Regions from separate parts of the Mus musculus genome. Here all the other regions are linked to region 4. The links are chromatin loops, found by intact Hi-C in ENCODE. Cell type or tissue: left cerebral cortex. All regions are shown on one strand.

The links. Peaks named below come from ENCODE experiments on the same cell type or tissue, not always from the same donor. Only the 100,000 strongest peaks of a DNase experiment are listed, where the experiment ranks them.
Region 1: it touches region 4 in a loop (2.2-fold over the local background); 2 of 42 quality-filtered maps call a loop at or near these places.
Region 2: a loop joins it to region 4, with 3 times the contacts of the local background. A loop is called at or near these places in 5 of 42 quality-filtered maps.
Region 3: it touches region 4 in a loop (6-fold over the local background); 2 of 42 quality-filtered maps call a loop at or near these places.
Region 5: it touches region 4 in a loop (2.6-fold over the local background); 4 of 42 quality-filtered maps call a loop at or near these places.
Region 6: it touches region 4 in a loop (2.3-fold over the local background); 2 of 42 quality-filtered maps call a loop at or near these places.

What each region holds. Positions count from the first base shown.
Region 1 is chr5:99,200,885-99,204,884 of GRCm38, reverse strand. No RefSeq gene overlaps it. Among named protein-coding and RNA genes, the nearest start is that of Rasgef1b, 50 kb to the left of the region's middle. In left cerebral cortex, CTCF peaks have their summits at 2,128 (motif pointing left) and 2,333 (motif pointing left); DNase peaks (open chromatin) are centred at 2,182, 2,331 and 2,821; H3K4me3 peaks cover 267 bases.
Region 2 is chr5:99,890,473-99,894,472 of GRCm38, reverse strand. No RefSeq gene overlaps it. Among named protein-coding and RNA genes, the nearest start is that of Vamp9, 14 kb to the left of the region's middle. In left cerebral cortex, a CTCF peak has its summit at 2,210 (motif pointing right); a DNase peak (open chromatin) is centred at 2,216.
Region 3 is chr5:99,605,323-99,609,322 of GRCm38, reverse strand. All of the region lies in intron 1 of A930011G23Rik (RIKEN cDNA A930011G23 gene), which reads left to right. Among named protein-coding and RNA genes, the nearest start is that of 4930405H06Rik, 6.9 kb to the left of the region's middle. In left cerebral cortex, no CTCF peak of the experiment used is centred here; no DNase peak of the experiment used is centred here.
Region 4 is chr5:99,725,579-99,729,578 of GRCm38, reverse strand. A930011G23Rik (RIKEN cDNA A930011G23 gene) reads left to right here and starts at 519. Exons shown (of 4, transcript NR_030692.1): 1 at 519-835. In left cerebral cortex, no CTCF peak of the experiment used is centred here; DNase peaks (open chromatin) are centred at 495, 814, 1,154, 1,637 and 1 more place; H3K4me3 peaks cover 1,856 bases; H3K27ac peaks cover 1,555 bases.
Region 5 is chr5:99,251,176-99,255,175 of GRCm38, reverse strand. It overlaps Rasgef1b (RasGEF domain family, member 1B), which reads left to right and starts at 2,249. Exons shown (of 14, transcript NM_181318.4): 1 at 2,249-2,462. In left cerebral cortex, CTCF peaks have their summits at 2,264 and 2,475; DNase peaks (open chromatin) are centred at 1,155, 2,195 and 3,539; H3K4me3 peaks cover 2,476 bases; H3K27ac peaks cover 2,279 bases.
Region 6 is chr5:99,596,852-99,600,851 of GRCm38, reverse strand. The region is part of intron 1 of A930011G23Rik (RIKEN cDNA A930011G23 gene); the gene reads left to right. Among named protein-coding and RNA genes, the nearest start is that of 4930405H06Rik, 15 kb to the left of the region's middle. In left cerebral cortex, a CTCF peak has its summit at 2,161; DNase peaks (open chromatin) are centred at 1,201, 2,084 and 2,923; H3K27ac peaks cover 1,535 bases.

The DNA.
Region 1 (4,000 bases), 520 kb after region 4:
AGTGGGCCCTCTCCCTTGATCACTTATTGATCCTTACAGCTGGATCTCATGGAGGCATTTCCTCAAGGGAGGCTCCTTTGTCTGTGATAACTCCAGCTTGGGTCAAGTGGACACACAAAACCAGTCAGTACCGAGAGTGATTTCTGCCTCACAGTCAAGGTCATCACTGAGTAGGTCTTAGCTATGGAGTTATAGAGGGAGGTTTGGTATAGAACTGTGACTGGGGTGGGGATGGTGTGCAGAGGGAGAAGAGCACCCGTGTGATATCGCAAATGATGACATAAGTAATGGACCTGTAGCAAGAGAATGGCTGTCGGGATGGGGGAAGAGGGGGAAGGACCAAGAACATGAATAGATAGAATGAACTCATATGGAAGATATCACTGCACGTTGGGTGGCAGGCACTGGACTTTCAGATTAAAACCGCAGAAGGTTGGAGATGTCCACTTTCTGCCGAGTCTTACCTGCTTCTCCTTTATGCTGTGCTGGCCTGATTTCCCTCGGAGCTGCTTCATTACCATTTACTCTCATCTCCTGATCTAGCCAGATAATCAAGCACAGAGATACAAATCAACTCAGTCCCCATCTTCCTGCACCCCCTCCCCATCTCTTCTCCAACTGATGCATAGCTGCACCTAGCACCACTGCTTGCCAAGGCCTTAGAGTGCAAAGTCTTCTGGCCCAAGGCTGAGGTCCCTTCCTGCGATTCTCTTCCTCTCTCTTTCGGTCTTGTTCCTCTTTGCTCTACAAAAGTTTATGGCTTCTGTAGTGGATTTTTCTGTAATGGAGAAAGAAAATCGCTAAATGTATTCAATCCATTTTAGAGGTATGCTTTCAAAATGCCATGGGTCTGAATTGCAGTACTCATGTACTTTAAAAAAGAGTTTAGACATTGTGTGCAAATGGGGTGTGCAGTAATGGAGTTTCTTTGGTTCTGGTTCTGGCTTTAGAACTGTTGTGAAAAGTATTAGCTCTCCCCTGAGTCCACACAACATGCCCCCATCATTCCTTGATAACTTTGATCTTTTACCTGAGACAACAAGTTGTCTGTGAAGATCTCTGGGGTCTGAAGAAGAAGGAAGTGTTGGAAGGAGATCAGAGAGTGGGGCACACACAGCTGAGGGGGTGGGAGGGACCCAGATGTGGAAACATGAAAGCGGTACTTGCTAGGCAATGACTAATGATATGATAACTGTCTGTAAACACAGAGTGTGTAGGTTGGGAGTGCCAACAAGTATTGCCTCACTCAGCACCAGATACAATCTGAGAAGTAGCAAGGCAGACAGAGACACAGACAGCATCCTGAAATACAGGGGTGGCAGGGATGGGGTGGGGCAGACACTGAAGAGATTTTACAAAGCCTACTTCCTCTCTACGAACAACATCCACCAATCTGTCCACCCACTCACTTATTCCCCACCCCCTTTTATCCCCAATAAACCTCAAGCTACTTACACCCCAGAAAGCCTCTTTTTCTTGCTTTTCTTCATCTAAATGCTTTTCCTGAATCCTCTCCATTGTTTCTCTCCAGCAATGCTGACCTAAGAACTGGTTGCCAAAGCAATAGCATGCTATGGTGTAAGAGCGGACGCTGACTCGAGTCTGGTGCGGGAGGGTGGAGTGAAGGATCCACAACAGCCTTGATGTTGTTCTCAAAGCTACCGTTGATCCTGGAGGCATACCTAATTCAAGAGAGTGGAGACGGTTCTGTACCACTACTGTAAGCAACACCAAACTTGTGACTCTCCTCGTGTCTTCTCTCTGTCTCCAGTGTGACAGAGTCACCCATCTTGTGATCGTCAGCATGTATCTCCAAGTACACTCACTACAGATACTGATAGCACTCCCTCTTCTCCGGAACCCAAAAAGGATCAGATAGGGCTGAGCTGGGAGCTCAGAAGAAGCCTGAAGTAGAGTTCAAGAAGGCTCGGTCAACTGTAGAGCCATGGGGGCTGAAGGCAGGAAAATCACCATATTGATTAGACTGATAATGGAGAAAGAGTGAGTGGCTTCCATGGTGCCAAGAGGTGACTGGACACCCTTCATCCAGTCCCAGAACCCAAAGCATCTTCAAAAAAATAGATTCAGAACTATCGATCCTCTGCCGTCAAAGGGACTTCACCGCCCTCATGTGGTGAACACAGCACCGGCACTGGAGTATCAGATGGGCCTTGTTTTAAGAAGTAGGAAGCGGGAAGCCATTGTATTAGAAGGCAACTGCTCAAGCTAAAGAGCTTCATTTAATTGGAGGGCCACCAGGGTTTGGAACTATTTGGGGCTCTTTCTGCTTTTATGAATTCTCAACTAGTCCTCTACTGATTTCCACTTCTTTCTCTTATAGGCAACGAGAGGGACATCTTTGGTGAAATGCTGCCATCTTGTGGGAATTGTGAGAAGAACCATGGTTTTTACCTGGCAGGTATTGTCGGCTTTTTGAGAAGCCAGGACCTTTGAAGTCAGAATTCATCCTTAGGAAAAACCATGACCGCAGTCCAATTTACCTTTGACATTAATATCTTCCTTTTGTAGAGGAAAGGAATTTGCTCCTTTAGAGTTGTAGCCTGGCCATTTCTGTGTGAATGTATACATTCCTCAGACCAGCAACACATAGGCACACACATGCACACGCGGGCGCGCGCACACACACACACACACACACACACTTCTTGCCAAAGCTTCTTGTACTTCCCCATCCCTTCAAGACGGAAAGGGGTGTCCAGCACACTTGAATTCACACCAAGTGTCTATAAGTGCTGGTCACTTCAACAATGGCGACTCACAGTCTTCCTCTGCTCTCTAGCAGACTACTCAGGTTTTCTCCAGCTTTTCCCATCATTCCATCCTGTTATCCCAACCCACGACTCCAGTAGGCATCCCTAGCAACTCGCCAGTCAAGCCTACAGAGAAGCAAGCAGACCAGAGAAACAGGTGGGTGAGCTTCAGATCTTTTTCTCCTCTCCTCCACATCCATCCTCTAATCTCGTTCCAGGTCCATAAGAGACTAGCTGTTGTGGCCTCTCCTCACTCTCTGCCCCCATTCCCAGAGGAATAAACAGATCCTAGCAGACAACACTGCTTTTTTTCCCTACTGCGGACCATCTCATATCCTGCCTCCTAGTCCATCCGAATTCCTCAGCATCAGATCCCAATACGTAGAAACACATTTTACCCAGAAACCCTAGTGGTCACTCCTGGCAGCAACCCAGAAGAATTAACTACTAGATATTACACAACTAGTAGACCCTCCTAAAAACCAGAGAGGGCAACAGAAACCAATGAATGAAACACCTATCCAACAACATAAAAGCAGATTTAAACATCTAGAATTACAATCTTCCCAAACCCTAGGTGACAGCATAAAAAACACAGTAAATAACAACTGGGACAATATGACTCCAGTAGAGTCCAAAAACCTAGGCATCCTTCTTCCAGAAGAACCCAAAAAGCATCTTGAACCGAATGGATTCAGAGCCATCGGCTTTCTGGAAGAAGTATTCCAAGCAAACAGACTTAAGAAGCAAGCTTGTGTGGCCATTGTAGTATCTAACAAAATAGCCTTCAAACTAAAATAATCAGAAAGAGATAGGGAAGGACACGACATACTCACCAAAAGAAAAATCCATCAAGAGGACATTGCAATTTTTAACATCTATGAAGCAAACTCCAAGGCACCCAAGTTCATAATAGGATTAAATACAGATGAAATCATGCATTGATCCTCACACTGATAGTGGGATACTGCAATGCCCAACTCTTGCCAATAGACAGTGAAGGGCTAACAGGGCCAAACATGGCAAGCATGGCGTTGCGCTGGCAGGTTTTGCACTTTCTCCTCCCCTCTTCTTTGTTAAACCCTTAGATAACATTCCTGAAGCTAGCCTCCAAGGGCCATTCCCTTATTTAGGCATTGACTCATTCCTGAGACTGATCACCAAGATCCAACTATCAAATCGTCAAGGTCCAGAAGTCAAAATTCATTCTTTGGTTACACTGGCTAACC
Region 2 (4,000 bases), 160 kb before region 4:
AATGATTCAATTGAGGACAGCATTAATTTGATTTAGTGGTCTATAATTGAAAAAAAAAAGACAGGAAATTGAAAGGGAGCCATGTTGGAGAGGGTTGACTCCTGGGGAGAGCCAATGGGGGTAAATATGAATAAAATACATTGTATGCATTTATAAAATTTACAAAGAATTTAAAAAAGACTGTGTTGTATAATGTAAGCTGAATTTACTTTATACATTTCTCTGCCATTAGATACCTAGTTTTGTTCCATAAAGTGGCTATTGTGAAGGGTGCTACAATACAGTGCAGTGTGTCACAGGCACTTCTGTGACATGCTGACTTGGCTAAATACGTTGGCTAATACTCTTTGGCTAAATACTCAAAAGTTGTATAGCTGAGTCATATGGCAGATCTATTTCCAGTTTTTAAAAAAAGAGTTTTAAAAAAATGTACTGTAGTGTTTAGATTCTTTGAGCACTTCATGCAGTGTATTTGATCACATCCATCCCCTGCACTTCCTCCTAACTCCTCCCGGACCCACCCTTTCCAACTGCCCGCCTTCTTCAAAAATAACATCCATAAAACAACTTCTTTCCTATTTCTCCTTCGTTAGCTTCTCTCATCCTGGGCTCCAGTTAAGGCTTCAAGCATGCATTGAATAGGAATGGAGTGTGTGTCCTTGACTTTATCTATATGACACATTATTACACTTAGCGATTTGTGTATCTACATTGCTGGAGTGAGCCCTACTAGATCATGATGAGGAATCTTTTTGGTGCCTCTTTGAATAGAAGAAATAATGTCACATACATGTTAAGGCTTGTTTTACATCCTATTATGTGATCTGCTTTGGAGAGAGTTCCATGAGCTGTTTAGAAGAGTCTGTATTTTGTAGGGCTTGTGTGGTGTCTTAGTTAGGGTTTCTATTGTTGTGAAGAGACCCCATGACCATGACAACTCTTAAAAGGAAAAATGTTTAACTGGGGCTGGCTTACAGTTTAGAGGTTTAGTACATTATGGAGGGAAGCATGGCAGCATGCAGGCAGACATGGTGCTGGAGAAGGAGCTGAGAGTTCTACATCTTGATCCACAGACAGTTGGAATGAATGCCACGTTAGGCCTAGCTTGAGCATATGAGACCTCAAAGCCCACCCCTGAAGTGATCTACTTCCTCCAACAAGGCCACACCTATTCCAACAAGGCCATATTTCCTAATAGTGCCCCTCTCTATGAGCCTATGGGGGTCATTTTCATTAAAATCACCACAATACAATATATTCTGATATGGTTTACTCTCCCCTAACTCCTCCTAGATCCTCCCTACCTCTACCTCCCATCTGAATTCATATTCTTTTTGTCTCTCAGAAAATAAACAGAGATCAAAACTTTGATAAGGGGCTTGCTATGTTTTGGAATAGCATCCCTCATAGATCCATGAGCTAAAGGCTTAGATGACAGCTGACAGCACATTGGGAGGTGGGGCCTATCCAGATTGCTGAAGAGACCATATACTTTGGATACAGGACTTAGAGGCTCTGAACTGGATCTGACCTAAAGGCTTCCTCCCTGAGGTCTGATGCCTATGAACGAAAGCAATGACCAGCATGGCGTGATTTCCCTAAAGGTACAATGGTGGCACACATGCCTTGGCAGGAACCAACAGCTTTGAAATTGTACTTAAAACTTGTTCAGTATACTCATTTGAATGAGAATGCAGCCATGGGTGTATGTTTGAATATATACTTCCTAGTTGGGGGAACTGTTGGGGAAGGATTGTGAGGTGTGGCTTTGTTGAAGTAGATATGGCCTTGTTGGAGGAGGTCGATTACTAAGGGTGGGCTTAAAGGTTTCAAAGATCAACCATCCCCACTAAATAAGATGTAATAAAAAGTGAACTTTAAAATGATATAATTCTGAAAAGGGGGACTTACTAAAGGTCATCCCATCTTAACGATGATGAGTAAAATATGCTTAAGAGATGTGTTCAGGATCACAGATGGGGTTAAACAAATACAGTTTTAAACCTTAGTATTTTCTCTACTTTCACAAAAACCGCCTTGCCTTTATTAAATGAGAATTTGGGTCATATGGCTTTGGAGAAAGTTTTTGGAAAGCTGGCATATATTTCTGCAGTTTTTGCTTATCAATTATGTAACTTTCCTATTGTGGGAGGCAAGAGGCAGTTTAGGCTGCTAACATACCAGCATGTTAGCTGGGGCCTGATGAGGGCGCTCTTACTCAATGCATGGCTTGAAAACTGCTGTTCATTCTAGCTAAGGCCAAAACCTGCTAAAGCAAGTGAGTGTGGGAGTGTACTGCTTCAAACCAACCAGGCTATCTCAGGTCAGGCTCAGTTTACAAACAGGAGCCGTGAAGAGAACCGTAACTTTATCTTTGGTTTGAAGGCACCACTGCGTATGTTTAAAATAGTAAGAAACCTTCCAGAGTTAGCATGACTATGGAGGGGGGATGTGGGATTTGGTGGAGATTTGGTCTATCCAGTGCTGAGGAGCCGACCAGGAGCTAGTGTAACTCCTTTCCCTGTGGCCCTCTCTCCAGAGCTGCCTCTAGCTGCTTGCACATCAGATCGGTGGGGTTGTCTTGAGCATGTGTTCGGTTCTGAGATTAGCTTGTTGAAACTTTTGTTTTCTTGTGCCCAAAATGACTTTTTCTTTTTCTTGACTTGCCGATTGAAAAGTTATCCCTATGTTCTGCTTTTGTATTCAAGCTGCACATGACAGGCTGTTGTGGGTAAGAAGTTCCTGGTTAGTTTCACCTTGCCACATCATACGCAAGCATTGGGTGTGTTCATTTTCTCATCCCTTTGATGCGAGACAGCAGTGATGCTGCCCCTTTCTAACCTGGGAAGGGAGTAAGTTATCTTACCTCCTCTGATTTCAGTCTCCTTACAGAATGGGGCATTAAACCTGCTGTAGGACAGCCATGTGGCATGTGGCCCGACCATCTTTTTCTAGAATGTTCTTTGATACTAAGACTTTGATTAATCCTCTTTGACTTTAATTGTTAAAAAAAGAGGAACTTTTTAAAAAGGTTCTTTTCTTTTCTTTCCTTCCTTCCTTTCTTCCTTCCTCCCTTCCTTCCTCCCTCCCTCCCTCCCTCCCTCCCTCCCTCCCTCCCTCCCTCCCTCCCTCCCTTCCTTCCTTCCCTCCCTCCCTCCCTCCCTCCTTCCCACCTTCCTTACTTTTCTCTTCCTCCTCCTCCTTCTTCTAAAGAGGTTTATCTATTTTATATATGTGAGTACACTGTTGCTGGCTTCAGATACCAGAAGAGGGCATCAGATTGCATTACAGATGGTTGTGAATCACCATGTGGTTGCTGGGAATTGAACTCAGGACTTTTGGAAGAGCAGTCAGTGCTCTTAACCACTATGCCATCTCTCTAGCCCTCCCCCCCCAATGGAACTTTTAGAAAAATTTTTATTTGCTTCCTTCATTGACAAAAACTGTGCATTTATTATTATTTGATAATATTTCATAAATATTCCATAATATTAAATATAGTTGTTCATAAGATCCAACTTTAGTTTTTCTTTTCCTGGGGCTGAGGGAAGCAAGATTCGGAAGAAACATGACTAGAAAGAAGAGTAGCTTGAAATAGAGACCACAGAAAAATTCCTATAAATGGCCTTAAGATCAGGAACTCACCCTAAGAACTTAGAGAGAAGAGATTCCAAGTACATATTGAATTAGTGTCATGTGGTCAGATAGGGCACAGAAAACAGAGCTGAGGTCACACTGGGGGTCAGCGCCCTGCCTTGTAGGCAGGCTTGCACTGTCTTGTGTTTTATATATGTTATTCCTTGGTATTTACAAAGCTCCTATGAAATAGGTTCTGTTTTATCTGTTTATCCTTGGTGGGAAAATGAGAAGTTGGATTGTTCCAGGCCATACTACTGAGAAGTGTGGAGCCAGTATACAAATAATATCAAATTACAAATAATTAACAATAGCATGAATGAATGTCCCACTCAGCTCTTGGTTGGGTTGGGTTTACTTGTCT
Region 3 (4,000 bases), 120 kb after region 4:
CAAGTACCGAGTATGCCCTTAGCTAGTTATGATCACTCCAATAGCATTCAGTGAAATGGGAAAACACGGCTGTATAAATAGAAATCCGGTTTCATTATCTAGCTATTACTCATAAAACGGTGTGATGCTGTGCTCATGGTCGAGGACCGCTTTCTGCATGGTGATTCATGGGCTTGGGCTCCTTCGCGGGCACCATGCTTCCCGCTAGGTCTTCACAGTCTTCTTCATACGAGAGACCATGAAGGAAGTACGAGTGGCTCCTACACTTACATGTGCCCACTTAACTAGAATGAACCTCGAGATTCCTCCTTAGTTACTGGGGGGTGTGGTTCCTGACAACTTCCTTAGAAGCCGGATCAGCATAAGGATGGGTGTGGTATGGGTGTTAGGGTAGTTAGCCTTTTCTGCCATGTGGCTTCTCTAAGTCTCCGTTTTCTTACTTGTAAGTTCCAACAGCATTTTCATCTGTAAGGTTGTTGTTGACTATCAGATGACCAAACGGTTTTGAGTCTGTAGCAGTCACGCTGACACAAGACACGCGAGAGCCCTTCCCGCATTGCTACTTTTCATATTTCAACACAGTTGGGATACTTATGAAAGTACCCACTACGTTAACCTACATTTTAAACTTGACCCGCAATCATGGCATAAACAAAACTGAATTAACCCAAGGAGAGCCTGCACTCACCTCTTTTACAGGAGACGATGAGGTGGAGATGTTTTCTGATTAATATCTTCAGTGGAGGCCACTGAGCACATTTAAGGCTAAGAATGATGTCTGATACCCATTTGGTACTGTAGACTTTATATTAAAAGAATTTTCTTTTGAAAATTTATTACAGTTTTGCTAAGTGATGCTATGCATGAACTCTTTTATTTATTTATATGTGTATATGTGTGTGTATACATACACACACAGATACCCCATATATATATATATATATATATATATAAACTCAATATATATGAGAGACAGACACAGAGAGAGAGAGAGAGACAGAGACAGAGAGGGGACAAGGGAGGGGGAGGGGAGAGAGAGGGAAAGGAGAGGAGGAGGGGGAAGGGTGGGGGGAGGGGAAGTGTATGTGAGTGCCAGCCAGAGGACCACATTTGGGAATCAGTTTTCTCCTTGTACCAAGTGGACCCTGGGGAGCAAACTCTGTTTTGGAAGGCTACATGCTAGCACCTGTACCCACCCACTGAACCCTCTTGGAGGTCCTTAGTTGTCCTTAGATCGTCTCCCCACCTAGTGACACTAGATGGATGGAATTATTGCAAATGTGCTCAACAAACTGAAGGAACTCAGAAGCAGAAACCCAGGGAGAAGAAAGGAGCGTAAGACCCAGGGCCAGAGAAAGAGAAGGGGGCAGGAGGAGGCTTCTGCGCTGGGTGACCCAAGTCTGCTCCTCTAGAAGGGGATTGCTCATCCCTCAGCCCCTGGACTGATGCTGGGTACTGAAGGCTCCTAGCCGAGCCTTCTCTAGGACATTGTCCACTTTGAAGGGAACTGTCCAGGGGTATAACTCTGTGTTAGTCAGGGCAGCACTGCCAAGACCCACTACGGACATCTCCCCTAGGCCCTTCCAACATGCAGCTCTCTGTGGACATCACTGTAACTGAGCTCTGCTCCTCCTCCCGAAGCTTCCTCCCTCCCCTGCCATGGCTGCAGGTGAACCTTTGCCCCTGTCTGTTTCCAGGAGAACTGAACCTATGGTGATGGAATCACAGGGAAGGGAAGGAAAGAAGGGAATGCAGAGGAAGGGGAGAGATCCTGGGAGGGGAGAGGAGAGCATTCCCTCTGGGTTTTCTTTGGCAGTGGCTGCTGAAAGCGTTCCTATGGAAGCACCTCTTCCTGATGCCTTCCAGGAAAAGTCAGTATGGCCAGAGGATAGGATCTCAGCTGGAAGGGAGGGATGAGTTGTGGAGCATTCTGGTCTCTGTTGCTATGCTTGGCACCATGGTAGGGATGGCAAAAACAAAAACAAACAAACAAAAAAAGAAACAAAACACACACACACACAAAACAAACAACAAAACCTCACAAAAGCTTGAGGGATGGAGCTGATATCCTGAAATTCCCTTAGGTGAAGAAGTTCCACTTTCTCTGTGTGTGGGTGCATTTGCTGCTCTGAGATAGATTCAATTTCCCTGATAGGGGTGTGTTTTCAGGCCACGCGAGTATGATTAATTCAGAGAGGAAGCACTTATCTGTTGTGATCTAAATGTGTATTTGTTTTACCCGGAGCCAACAAGACAATTACAAATGCTGTCTTGCCTGGGACCATGGGCTTGGAAATGTGGTTGTCACAGCGAAAGTCACAAAGCACAGGATTCCAGGATCTCGCTGACACACTTGGCCAGGATCACATGTAGGATCTAAGGCATGGAATTTTTTTTTTTTTTCTTTTGCTAGAGATGGTGAATACTCTGTAGAAGTAGCAGTGGACTTTGGGACTTGATACAATCCGGAGCTCTCCCTGGATGTAAGCAGAGTATCATGACTGTCCGGAGTATTTATATGCCACCGGCATTTCAAAAATATCATAATACTCAGCCTTTTTCACCCGGGGTTTTCTTTGTCTTCAAAAGCTCTGATCGGTCCCCATGTCTGGCAGAGCTTCATGACTGGCAACTCAGCCAGGAGTCTGTGCTGTGCTCAGGATCTGCAATGGGGCTGGTGGCAGACAGAGCTTCCATAACTGTCCTGGGGAAAGAGGTGCCCAGTGGGCTGCAGAAGCACACGGCTTGCACTCACCTGCTTAGCATGCCGTTAGTCCGCTACAAGATTGTGCTTATTGCTCATAATAAATATTTCTGTGCTTCTCAGTCCCTGGTTAAATAACGTTCTGGAGGTAGAGATGCTAATGAGAATATGCGGGTAACAGCACCGTCTTTGTTATTAAGCTATTAAGCTGCAAAGAGTCTGTCTTGGGTTATGCCCTCCGTAGTGACAATCCTGAGTGTTCAGGGTATCTTGAGATAGCTCCTTGGGGAGCCATCTTCTACCATTTTCTTGTACCTGTCACTCTGAATCGAGGAAGGGAAGTTTTATCGCCATTTGCATATTCCTCTATCCCATTCAGTGATTATGCTAAGTACCTAATACCTGGCAATAAAATAGTCGTTGCTTAAAGTGGCCATTGTTGCATCTGTGCCTAAGCCAGTCATAGCATCCGACCAGGCTTGTAGCATGAGCAAGCAGGCCAAGAGGGAGATGGAGGAGTTTTGTTGGGTTTGGTGAATGGGAGAAGGGCCAGGTCTCTGAGTAGACTGTGTTGGATCACGAGTGCAGTCACCCAGGGACTGAGCTCTGGGTACCTGGTGAAGTTTGATTCAAGGTGGCCAGGTACTGGGGTATTGCTCTCTGAAGGGACGAAGTGAGTTCTCAACTAAAGAACAACCCTGGTTCCTTCCAGCTCTCTGGCTTTCTGTCTCCCTGTGTGATCTCTCCCACAAGCACGGCGGCTGTACTGATGATCAGCATCCACGAGCTGATGATCAGCATCCACGAGCTGATGTTCTGATGAGTAGCTCAGTCGATACTGACTAGGTGGGGTGCTGGCAGAGGCGGCAGTGGGGTGAGTGGGGGCGGAAGGCATTGAGAAGGAGGGTGTGCTCCAAGACTATGAATTAAATAAGCCTTTAAATATATTAGTTGGCATAAGGTATTTTGTTGGAGCAATAGAAAACAGACTAATATAAATACCAATTTCTGTGAATTCCCCAGTAACTATGGTAATGTTTAAATACAGAGCATACCGAAAAATTAAATTCTCGTCTTCAAGACACATAAAAATGTTCATGGATGATGATGAACACAAATGGGAAAGCACCAGTGGGATGCAGGCAGTCGTCATGATGCATCTTTTGTATAGTCCAGCTCTTTGGCACTCACAACTAGTAAAATCATGGTGTCCCACGTCCGGCCCAGGGCTTTGTCTGCTGGGGGAGGCATGATGCAGGAAGTTTGATTGTGCGCTCCCCCCTCACCCCATCTCCA
Region 4 (4,000 bases):
AGATCCCACCCAGTGTCAGGGGCTCACGTGTGGCAGGAGCAGGGTTCTTAATCCTGGGTTTGGAACCACCTCCTTTCCTACTGGAAGGGTGGGGCTGGCACGTGCCATTGGGGAGCCCTTGCGGGTAGCTCGAGTTCTGTCGTGGTAACTCGCCAAATGTCTGTGGACCTGGGCTCCCTCCTCTCCCACCTGCATTGTCGCAAATCGGGCAGAAACTAGGGAAGTGGGTCACCTGGGTGAACAGCCCCTCCCGCCTTGGCCGCTAGCTCTCAGCGTGCCCCCCCCGCCTCCCCCCCACCCCCCCCCACCCCCCCCCCCGGTCGCCGGCTTAGGCTCTCACTTGAGGCGTCGCCTGCACTCTACCCTTGGGCGGGCTGGGCTGTCGCTGCTCTGAGCTCCCCGCCGCCCTTGCCCCAGCGCCGCCGCAGGTCGTGCGCCGTTGGCCCTCCCGACACCCCCTCGGCGGGGCCCTTCCCTTTACTACGGCGCTAGTGACATTCAGCTGGTGAGGCTAACGCAGCCCGGGCTCCCGCAGCGCGGAGGCAGGGGCGCCCGCGGCTGTCTGCTCCTCTCACCCGGGCACCTCCCGAGTGGCAGCGACGAGCTCCCTGCAGGCCCAGAGACCCCCGACGGGACGACCTTGGCGGGCGGATCCCCGCCCCCACCCGGGTCCACGAGCTTGGGTCCGCCCTGCCCACCCCAGCTCTGGCACGGGTCGAGGACAGAGGCGGCGAGCGCGAGGGGGACCCTGCCTCCCTGCTCGTATATGGCAAAGTTTCTCGCGGCGCTCCTGGGCTGCACGCTGCCGAGCAAGGGCGCCTCTCCCGTGCTGGAGGTAGGTAGAGGGTGTGTCCTGCAGAGGTGGCTGTGGGCGACAGCTAACAGTCCTGACCCGCCCCTAGGGTCCCCACCACTTGGCAAGTGCGCCTCACCTGGAGGACTTCTGGGGCGGGGCCGGGGAAGGGGAGATGGAAGCCGCCGGGCTTGAATTCTGGTCTCCCCAGACCGCGTTGCGTGTTTTGTTTTTTTTTTTTCTCTTTCCTAGTTGATAGGTGAACATGTTTGTGAATCGCGAGTTTTGCGAGTTATCCCTTGCCTAACAAGCCAGGCACATTTGAAGATGAGCTGTTGCCTGCTCATCCTTCCGCTGTCTACCATGGCTAGCCTAAATGATTAGCAGAAACAATCTGTCAGTCAACAAGGTTCCCACTGTCGTGCTTGCTCTAACCACTCCCTTCCCCCAACCTCCAGCGAGGCGATAAACTCCGTATAAGTTAACTCGTTTCTTCTGGTGGGAGGTACGCCGGGGAAGGGGAGGGGTGTGAGGTGAGACTAACCACATCGCGCCTTCTGAAGGCAGGCACACCTAATTGCTCACACCTCCCCGAGGTAGCAGCGACCCTGCTGCAAGCGGCTTTGCTAGCAGCTGGCTGACTGGCTGGCTGATCCTCTGGGGAAATGGCAGCATCAGCGTTTAATATGAGACCCATATGGGCCACTCAGTACGGACAGTTCTGGGTTGTATGACCCTTCACACTCTACAGTCAGAACAGAGTACCCACTGTCTCTTACCTCGCCCCCCTCAATCCCCCGCCCTCTCCTACAGACTACCTGACAAGCAGGTCAGGACCAGAGGGCTGACTCTGGCCATGTCAACTAGCCTTGCCACCACCACTGTCTCATAACCATCCTGGCAGTCTGAGGTTTCCCTGAGCTGCCTTGGCCTTCAGTCGGCAGTTTCCAGGCTGGCAGAGATATAGACATGGGTTTCTTCTCTCAGTCATGCAGTGGGTTCCTTCAGCAAGGAATTGTTTAGGACCTAAACTCTTAGAGCCTTCCTCAGCTGCCTCTTGGACGCCCTTCACCATTGCTATCCTAGGTTTTTTTTTGTTTTTGTTTTTTTGTTTTTGTTTTATCCGAAGTCACGTGGAACTATTTCCTGTGATTTTACAGCTCAAGTGGTCCAGGCCATAATCTGCTATGGGACAGCAAGTATTTACTTATTTGTAAGCAGGGAGATTCCAGTGGTGAGTGGTAAGCAGGAGTTTGGGGATAGGAGTGTAGAGCGGGCAAAGACAGATGGAAATGCCTGCTCTGGTGAAAGCTGAGACCTAAAGGCTGAAGAGCCCAGACAGGCAAGGTTTTCCAGGTTTGCAGCCACGGCCTTAGCCATCTCCCTCCCTCGCAGTCTTTTAGAGGGCACGTTAGGCAGCCACATGGTAGGAGGCTGAGCTGGAGACAAGTGGTGCCCCTTATCAACTGTGCTCGCTCACTTTTCCTCTTCCTCGGGGCTGGGGATTTTGTTATAAGATTCCCAAAGCCTCCATCAAGAGATGCTGGTGTATGCATTGCCCTTTGGGTACACCTCCTGCCTATGAAGTCCTCTGGTCAACAGGTGCCCCGCTTTGATGTTTCAGGTCGATGGCTTCCCACTTATTCTAGAGAGGAGCTGACCCCCCCCCCCAAAAAAAAAAAAACAAAAAAAAAACCAACTAGTCACACACATTTAGATGGTTGTTATTTTAAAACAAGGGTGGTTCCCTTGGCTTTGAGAAATTCCAGGGGAAGTCCCTTAGACCTTGGTAACTCTTTATATCTTGCTATGTGCTACTTCCTACCTATCTAGAGGTAGAGCTAAGGTTAGCATCTCCTCTCACTGTCTCTCTATAGATGGTTGAGTTATAGTTGTTGGCCGATTCAACCTAAAATGTGTATCAGGCATTACATTTCATCAGCACCACTGAAGAGGTGCCCAAGGAGATGAAATGATGCAGAAATATACTTAGTGGATACCTTTTAGCTATTTACTATTGCTCCTAAATGGAAGGGAGTGGCTCAGCTTACTGCATCTGGGATGGAGAGAGATATGGAAGAGAAATAACCCCCTCTGAATATTAATTTCTAGAAAATTATGAATGGCCATTTTTGGTACCTTTTGTGGTCCTGGTAAAATTGAGAAATTTGTAAAACCAAAAACCAAACAAACAAACCTAAGTCTTTAGGACAATTAAAAAAAAATCTAGGAAAACTAGTGAAGGACATTAAGTTTACGTCAGGATCACGCAGTAACCTGAGCACCAGGCTGGCTGTTTTGGAATGTTAGTGCACACTCGGCAGACATACAGAAACAGCCTTTTCTGTATACTGTTATCTAGAAAAGTAGCCTAGAAGCATACATGAAGCTGTTTCCTGACCTAGATATCTGTGTATGTATGTATGTGTGTATGTATGTATGTTTATATATGTGTGTGTGTGTTTGTCTGTATGTATGTGTGTGTATGTATATATGTATGTATATGTATGTGGTTTATGTGTGTGTGTATGTATGTATGTGTATGTATGTATGTTTGTGTATGTATGTGTGTGTGGTCTATGTGTGTGTCCCTGGTATTCTATTCCCTTTGAGTTATGGCACATTGTGAACATGCTCCCTATGTGTAGCCTAGTCTTGCTCTCATTATGTGATTTCACCCACTAGCAATGGAGCCCATGTTCTAAGACTTGGCAGAGAAGAATGCATTCAGAGGCCATTGCTCTTCCATCTTCTATGTTGCTCTCTGCCCACTACACAGGGTCTCTGCATTCTTAGTGCCTGTCATCCTTGACTGACCCAATGGAGGATCTTTAAGGAGTCACCTATGTTGGGTGAACGCATCTGGCTCTAGAAAAAAGGAATGGTCAATTCCTTCATGGGTGTGGTCTCTAGAATTGCCACATATCAGAGAGCATCTCCATGTTCTGATCTCTGTCTCTAGCAGGATTGCTAATTGCCAGTACAGCTTGCTTTTCTGCTATTTAAAATGCATAGTAGCTCTCCGTTATCATCACATTATTCTAAGGACACAGTTTACATGATCTCAGCTGTAGTCTTGTGACATAGATATAATCAATCATAGTTTGCAGATGAGAAAATTGAGATCTTCAGAGAGTATAAATAATCTGCTTAAGGTCATTGTCATAATGGGTGCTAAAGTGGGGGTACTAATCAAGTTTTCATTGT
Region 5 (4,000 bases), 470 kb after region 4:
ACACCCATGCTGTAGTGTGTGCATGCGTAAGTGTGCGTGTGCACGTGTGCGTGTGCGTGTATGTGTGTACGTGCACAGACAATGGCTCTCACACACACATTATGCACACACACAACAATAATAAATAAAACAAAGTGAACTATTTATAACATCACAAGCTGAAGAAAACATATCAGTAGAGATTGCACATTGACATCTACGTAAATAACTCATGGGACCCGTCAATCAATAGCATCATTGTTCTGAAAAGGTGGGTTGAAAAATACTCTGACTATAGCATGATGTAAGCTGGGATTTTTCTTTGGAAATGAAAGTGCCAAAAAAGAAAGGAAGTTGGACTTGTACCATTCATGATGATATTTGCACTTTTGCACGCCTGAGTATTAGAAGAGGCATAGGACAAACAACCCTTCCTTACATAGCTATACAGTCCCTGTGTGGTGGAAGTGCAACACAGGTCACTATCATTCAGTGCTGGAATGGGATTCTACTCTGAAGACTTGATTTGCCTCAACATGACTGTTGAGTTTACTAATATTTGCATTTTTATGTTAAACACATGTGTGTGTGTGTGTGTGTGTGTGTGTGTGTGTGTGTGTGTGTGTGTGTGTGTGTGAGAAGTTGACGAATTCAGTTCTTTCCATTCACCGTGTGAGTATACAGGGGTTCAGAGGCCTACAGTGCCTTGAGGAGGGTTTCACAGGTGTCTGTGTGATAGACACAGGGCTATGGTTAGGAATGCTGGCTCCTAAGGTGTATCCACAACTAATAGTTTTCACATTGGAGCTAGAAGGACCCTGAAAGGCCAACCAGAATAAGGTAAAACAGTGTCAATATCATAGTGGTATCTGCTTTACATTTTTAGATTCTAAAGTGAACATTTCATCTTTTGCTTAGCAGCAAAGACTTCAGGAAGTAAAAAGGCAGCTGTCTGGGTTGCCTTCTCAGCAGTCTTGAGAGCTCACAGATGTTACAAAGGGCTTTTCTGGTGGCACTACTAAGAAATACTGGTTTAGTTCAGCCCTTTTAGTTTCTTGCTATGTGAGCAGGAAGAGTGTGCTTTGCCCAGTGTCATATGGTCTACTTGTTAATTGACTCAGGATGGAAGTCGGCTCCTTGTGTGGACCCATTCTCCTTCACAGAACAGACACCAGAGATAAACAAAAGGCTCAGGGTTTTTAGAATAAACTGCGGGGCTTAAGGAGAAGCATCTGTAGAATATGCGTAGGATAGTGAAGCAGGAAGTATGAGAGAGACAGGGACCAGCCAAGACCAGCCAAGGAACATGAACGTTAGGTTAAAAGAGGCTCTTTCCATCCCAGAGAGAAGATGCAGGGACCTTAGAGGAGGAACCGTGTTGCTCCATGTTAATAAGGCCAATTACAGTCTATGGGATGGTCCTACAGTGTTTATGTATGAACGGAAGCTTACAAAGCCTGCTTTTCATACTCAGGGTCACAGCTGCAAAGTCTCCAAATCTTGTGCATTTCCCCCCATGGGTAAGGTATCTTTATTTCAACTTCTTCCCTTACCTTTCTATCACGCGTAGGAGAGTATTGAGTTCTTACCTCTATATTTATTTTTTTCTTTTCTAAAATAGTTATCAGGTATTCAATGGCTGATTCAATTAAGTAGCTGTCTACAATGATAAAAACAACCTTCACCGAGGACCAGCCTTACACACTAGAGTATCTTCCTTTCCTTTGCGAAAGTTCTAACACCTGTAATTTTACATGTGGATTGAATAGCAGTTTATTTAGCGTTTGCCCTCCAGGAGCCAGTAAGCTTCTGGGACCAGCCGGTTGCGGCCACCAGTGTGCCCCCAGCGTTTATTACAATACCCAACACTCAGCAAGTGCTTCGTGGTTCCTCTCAGATCTCCTCCGAAAGTTACACGGACAGTAACCTTCAGCTCATAATTATGATAATAGATACTGTACAACGAGTCGAGCCGGTATTTACAGGTAGAGCACACAAGGCAAATGAATACACACTCGGCGACACATGAGTGCACAAACAGCCGCGGGCAGCGACACGAAGGAGGAAACGCGCGCCGGAGTGGGCCCTGCCCAGGCTGCGGAGACCCGCTGCGCCAGCAAGCCAGCCTCTGCAGCGTGGGTGGGTACGGCCGCAGCGTCACGGGAGTCCCTACCCGCGGAACCCTGGCAAGTCCCCGAGCGCCCGCTGCAGGGCGGCGTGGGCGGAGAGCTGCGCCACGATTGGCCAGCGCAGGATGGGCGTGGCCTGCGGCGGGCGGGGGCGTGGCCTGCGGCAGGAGGCGGGCATTTCCCCAGCAAGGGGGTGTGCGCGGCTCGGGCTGGAGTTTCAGTATAAACAAGGACCCCGACTGGATCGGCGGGTTTTCCCTTTCTTCTGGCGTTCGACCCTTCCCGGTCCTGAGCTCGCCTTTTGGGGCGCCTCGGTACGGCAGCCAGGAGGCAGAGGCTCCGAGCTGTGTGCGGGTAGGTGCTCCAGGGGACCCCGCGGCGGGATGGCGGGAGCGGGCTGCGCCGGCGCTGCTCCGGAACGGCGCCGGCTGTCCAGTGCGCCCCGGCGTGGCGGGAGATCCTCGGCTGGCGAGCATTGGCAGAGCCACAGAACTAGGAGTTCTCGCGCCTGCTGCTTCCGTGCCCCGGGCTGCCGCGCTCCCAACAGGTGCGGGGCTGAGCACTGACGACCCGGGGACCCGGGGATCTGGGGACGCTGTGCTGCGCCTCGCCCCGGCCAGGCCTTCTGTTTGGAGATCTTAGATATTGAGGGTTTGTCTGAGTTGGAGTCTCGTTCATCCTTTTTGCTTTCCCTCTCAGCTTCTTGTGCATACCTAGGGTTGTTTCCATGTACTTTTTGGCTAGTTTCCTAGGGTGCTTGAGAGTGTTCAGGCTGTTGTTTATTTTTTGCTGCAGTTTCCTTATAATTTAAGGTCTGACTCCCAGGAACAGTCAGGGAAACAGGACTTGTGTGTTCCCCAGGCTCGTATGCAAACTTGAACAAGTAGCCTGTTTTTTGTTTTGCTTTGTGACCCAGGTGAGTTGCCTTCGGACACTAGCCTGGGTGATAATAACGTGGCCCGGGGTACCTGGTAGCCTCGTGGGCTGAGTGCGTGAGGGAGGCTCCTCTTTATTGGAGAGCCCCGGGAATAACTTCAGCAGCACTGTACTAGAGAAAAGGGCAAACGCGGAAACGGAGGTGTTCTCTCTCGCTCTCTCGCTCTATCGCTCTGTCTCTGTCTCTCTGTCTCTCTCTCTGAGTGTGCGTGTGATTTGACTATTCCTTGCCACCTTACCCCATCCAAATTGGTTCAGTTCAGGCGAAGCACTGTGGCTAAGGCACTGACAGTGCGGCGAGGTGTTCTCTCGCACAGCGTGGTAAAGGGCGCTAGGAGAGCATCTGGGCTGCAGTTTTCTCTTGTGAATGTAAATGTGCCCGTTTGCAGATGGATTCGGGGCGTATGGTGTATATGGATAAATATGCACGCATACTTGTGTATGTATGTTTGGGTGAACGCGTCTCCAAGGAGTCCTTCGTCAGCAGCGCCATGTGACAATGGCCTGGAACTGCTGGTGTGCGTAGAGCTATATTTAGCCCTGACAGTGTCTCACTGGGAGGACGGGTCTTGAGCTGGGAGGATAAAGCGGGGAAGAATCCAGGAATAAGGTTATCGAGCTCTTGACTGATGTCTGGCGCAGTCAGACTCAGATGGTGAATAATGACTCCTCATGAGTGCAGTAGCTGGAGCGTGGCATGTGATGACTGCTTTAATTGGACATAGTTGTGACCAGGGTGGTCAGCCAATGCGAAGAGGATTAAACAAGGAGATTTAAAAAGAGAAGATAGTGTGTAGCTGATTTGAAGATTTAGGAGGAGAGAACCGGTCATGTGAGGTTCAAAGTGCACGAAGAATTGATTTCTTAAAGGGAATAATAATAGTAAAAAATGTTTGGCTGTTGAGGATGCAGAGAAAATAAATGACAGCCAGTTAAACAGTGTTATGCACTAAGGA
Region 6 (4,000 bases), 130 kb after region 4:
AGTCACTTCACGGTTGTCAAAGTGAGCTCTCAGGCCAAATTCAAGTTCTAGATGCCTGGTTGTCGGTTACATGCTCTCCACAGTGGGCGCTCTCAAGGAGAATGTCAACGGGGAAAGTCTGGACCAGCCAGTTTTCTATGACTGTGGGCTTGATTTCTTTTAGGAAGGATAAATTTGTAAATTTATTGAGTTTGTCTGAATCCTTCCTTGTCAAAGTGGGGGTGCTGGGTAGTGAGCGCCACCTAGGAGCACATGGGAAATATAGAATTTCAAGGTTCCCAACCTACTTAATTAGAATGTGCATTTTAATATATGCGATTCCTCTGCACAGTTAAAGCTTGAGAACACGAACAGTTCTTAATCTACCTGATATAGACTCTTGACCTTGCCACTGCTATTGGAAATCATGGTAAAGGATGGGGTTTTAGTGTAGTCCTACTATTACTCCTTTTGTAAGTCTGAAAGTAGATATGAATTTTTGAGTCAGTCACTTAATCTGTAGGTTTCTAAGTTTTCGGTCAATTTTTCCCTCTTTGGGAGGGGGCAATTGGTGTGTGTGTGTGTGTGTGTGTGTGTGTGTGTGTATTCAAGCATGCACCAAAGCAAATTTGTAGATGTCTTCAATCCCACCCTTCTCCCCTTCTCCACAACCTAATTTTATAGTTATCTGTAGAGCTTCTGATAGACAAGTTGACCTTCCCAGGAAAATGGGGACCATATTCTATTTGAAGGGAGTGGCCCCTCGCTCTGAGAGTATGTCAGAAGATGTGTCAGCTGAATTAAGAATAGTTATCTGAATTCTTACCTTGTGCATGCAAAGTATGATATCTTAAGTTTATTTAGTTCTAAGGACAACCTGGTAAGATGAGAGTGGAAGGGGTCAGTCATCTGTCAAGGTCACCAGTTACCAAATGGAGAAAGTGGAATGCCAGCCTGGGTGCCTGACTATCCTAGGGCTTATTATGTGCTTCATCGTTTTGGAGAAAGGACCTTGAGGATTTTCTACTAGAGAGAAACCCATCAGTGGATCTCGCTGGAGAAACAAACCAGGGTGTATGGAACCTGAGCTGTGTGATCGAGCTCTGTCCCTTCTGAGACTCCTCTTTTAGCCTTTTGATAAGGAAAGCTGCCAGGGCCGTGTTCTGTTGCGGAGACCATCCAGAATGATTAATAAGCTGCATTTATTATTCACTGTAACTGCTAACAAGTAGAACGACACAAGGCTGTTAAAATAGCACTCAACCCACCCTCAGGAAATCATTAACATGCATGCAAAGAAGGCAGCACGAAGCAGGAATGCCAGTGACTTGGCGAGCAGAGGTGGCAGAACTAGGAGTCGATTGTGTGTGTGTGTGCACATGCGCGTATACACACACACACACACACACACACACGTTCATTGTCTGCTTGTGCTAGATGTTTTACATATATTATCATATCTCGTCTTTATAGCACATAAATCTGGTGGGATCATTCCCTCTGTTTTACAAAAGGTTTAGAGCTAAGTGCTTGCCCCACGTGTGACAGTTAAATTATTAACCCACAGAAGCAGGTTTCCATGAGGTTCCTGGGGCTCCCAGGTTTGACTTCTTCCCAATTTAGCGATCTGAAGAAAGATGGAGAGGTATTAATGATGATATTTTAAGGCTATTAGAAATAGGGATTTTGTCTCATTATATTTATTTATTTTTTTTAAAGCAGATACTTCCCCATCTTACTTACAATGATGCTGGTGCCACCATCTCTTGGTTCAGACTAGATAATCACAGTAGATGTGAACTTAAATGGTTTCAAAGGCATTCATGGCTCTCTAAGAAACTAAGAGTGGTGAGAAGTTGGTATACCCATGCCAGGCACACCATCCATTGCATGCCCAGTCTTGGTGGGAGAGTCGCATGTTCACTTTATTCCAGGGAAGGCTTGGCTTCGCTCCGAGGCAGGCTAGGGTATACATATACACACATAAGCCTATAATAGTTCAGGCTCCACCCTCCTGATGAAATCAGATTTCTTGGCTTCATTCTAGAGATTCTGAAGTCCTGCAGGAGAGAAGAATCTTTTTTTTTACTTAACAAATGCATAGCGATATGCACAGTCCTGAGCATCTGGGCCTCTCAGTCACCTCAGAAGCATGCTGGCTTCTGCATGCGACAACATGGTTTTCACAGCCTTTAATGAGGCAGCTCCAGGAACTGCAAGGGAATCCGCAACAGCAGATCGAGTGCCTCCCACTATATCCAGTTTCAACCGGTGCGGCTCCTCCCTAAAATTAAAGACTTCCTGGGAGTTGTAGTGTCTGCCCATGGCCTCTCCTACAGAGGCATCCTACATCCCAGTACATTAGGGCATTACTCTCAAATGTGAAGTTGTCACGGCTTTACAGAGAAATCATTTAAACCTGAATGGCCAACGCAGGGGCTGATGAAAAATGAAACAAAAAGGGTATGGGGGAGCGAGCCTGTCTCTGGTGCTTTTTCTAGCCTGGCCTTCTTCATACTGTCTTCCAGCCATTCAGTATTCCCAAGACAGGCAGCAGAACTCTGAAGTGAAACGATTTGTCATTTTGATTCCAGTTGAAACAAAGCATTTTGTAACTGTACACACACACACACACACACACACACACACACACACACACACAAAGAGTCTTTGCAGTGATGAACAACCCATTATCCATAGCAAAACTACTGTGTTTTATGTTCACCTGAGAAATACTGATCACAGCCTCTGCACAGGCAGGACGCGGCTAAACTGCACCTGCAGTGTCATGGCCTGGAAACGGATGGGAGCTTTATCTTTTAAGCACTTTCAATTGGTGCCATGGTCTCCATTTTCTGCAGCATAAATGAGCTCTTCGGTTAGAGATGCTGAGGCTGGAAGGCACTGGTACAAACAGGAGGCATTCTGTGGCTGCCTGCTGGGCGGCTGACTTGGAGGGGAGCTGTGGGTAATCACTGCAGTCTGCTGGCCTGGCACTGCATCCTGCCTCTTTGGAAGCCGTGGAAGATCACCAGCACCTCCCAGCTGCTTCTGAGATGGCCAATCTGGGAGGAAGATCGGTGCCTTCGTGATTAATGGGTCTTGGTTTTCGGGAGGAACAAGAAGCAGCCTTTCATGGGGAGACATAAAGCTTTCACTATAGCTTTAGGGAAGACACTGTGGCTGCCCAGGTTTGTGCTCAGCCCCTTTTGTTTCTTGGGTTCACACGTGGAACTGTAAGACATGAAGACGGGAAGAAACAATCACAGGAGAGGTTGCGTGGTGTTTCGAGAAACTCGTAGTGATAATAATCACAGTGAGCACCTTTTGACTTGTAGTCAGGGTCCACATCTGGGGCTTTGAGACTTGTTAGCCATACAGAAATGGCTCTATGTTGGACTGTGAAAGGCAGTCTGTGTTCTGGTTGAACAACGCTTACTCCGGAGACCCAGTAGAAAATCTTAAGGGACGGAACTGTGAGCTACGCTCCCAGACACTAGGCACCTGACACCATAAGCCCTCAACTCCATAATCCTGTGGCCTTCAGTCATGTAGGGCAATTTTTCAAGCTCCTGGTATTCTGGCTGGACTCCACCCCCACAGTTACTTGACTACAGCCAGGTATGCCTTGCTCCACAGTTACCTGGCAACAGCAAGGTAGCCCAGCCCACTATAAAAGGGGCTGCTTGGCCCCTTCTCTCTCTCTTAAGCTCTTGCCCCTCTTACTCTCACTTCTCTCCCTCCTTCTCCCCCTCCTTTCTCCCCTCTCTCCACATGGCCATGGCCACCCTCTGCTTCTCTACCCCCCCCCCCCCTGCTTTTCTACAATAAATGTCTTAAAACCATGTACTGTCTCTGCTCATCAGGATCCTCTGTGCTGGAGCAATGGAGCAGGTTTCCCTCTAACAAGCTCTGTGTTTAATCTCCTGCCGGGAGGCCTCCCTGCTCTCCAGCCACAGCCACCAGGCAATCCAAGCAGCCCACCAAGCCAGCCACCTGAGCTAGCCAGACTCTCTCGTCC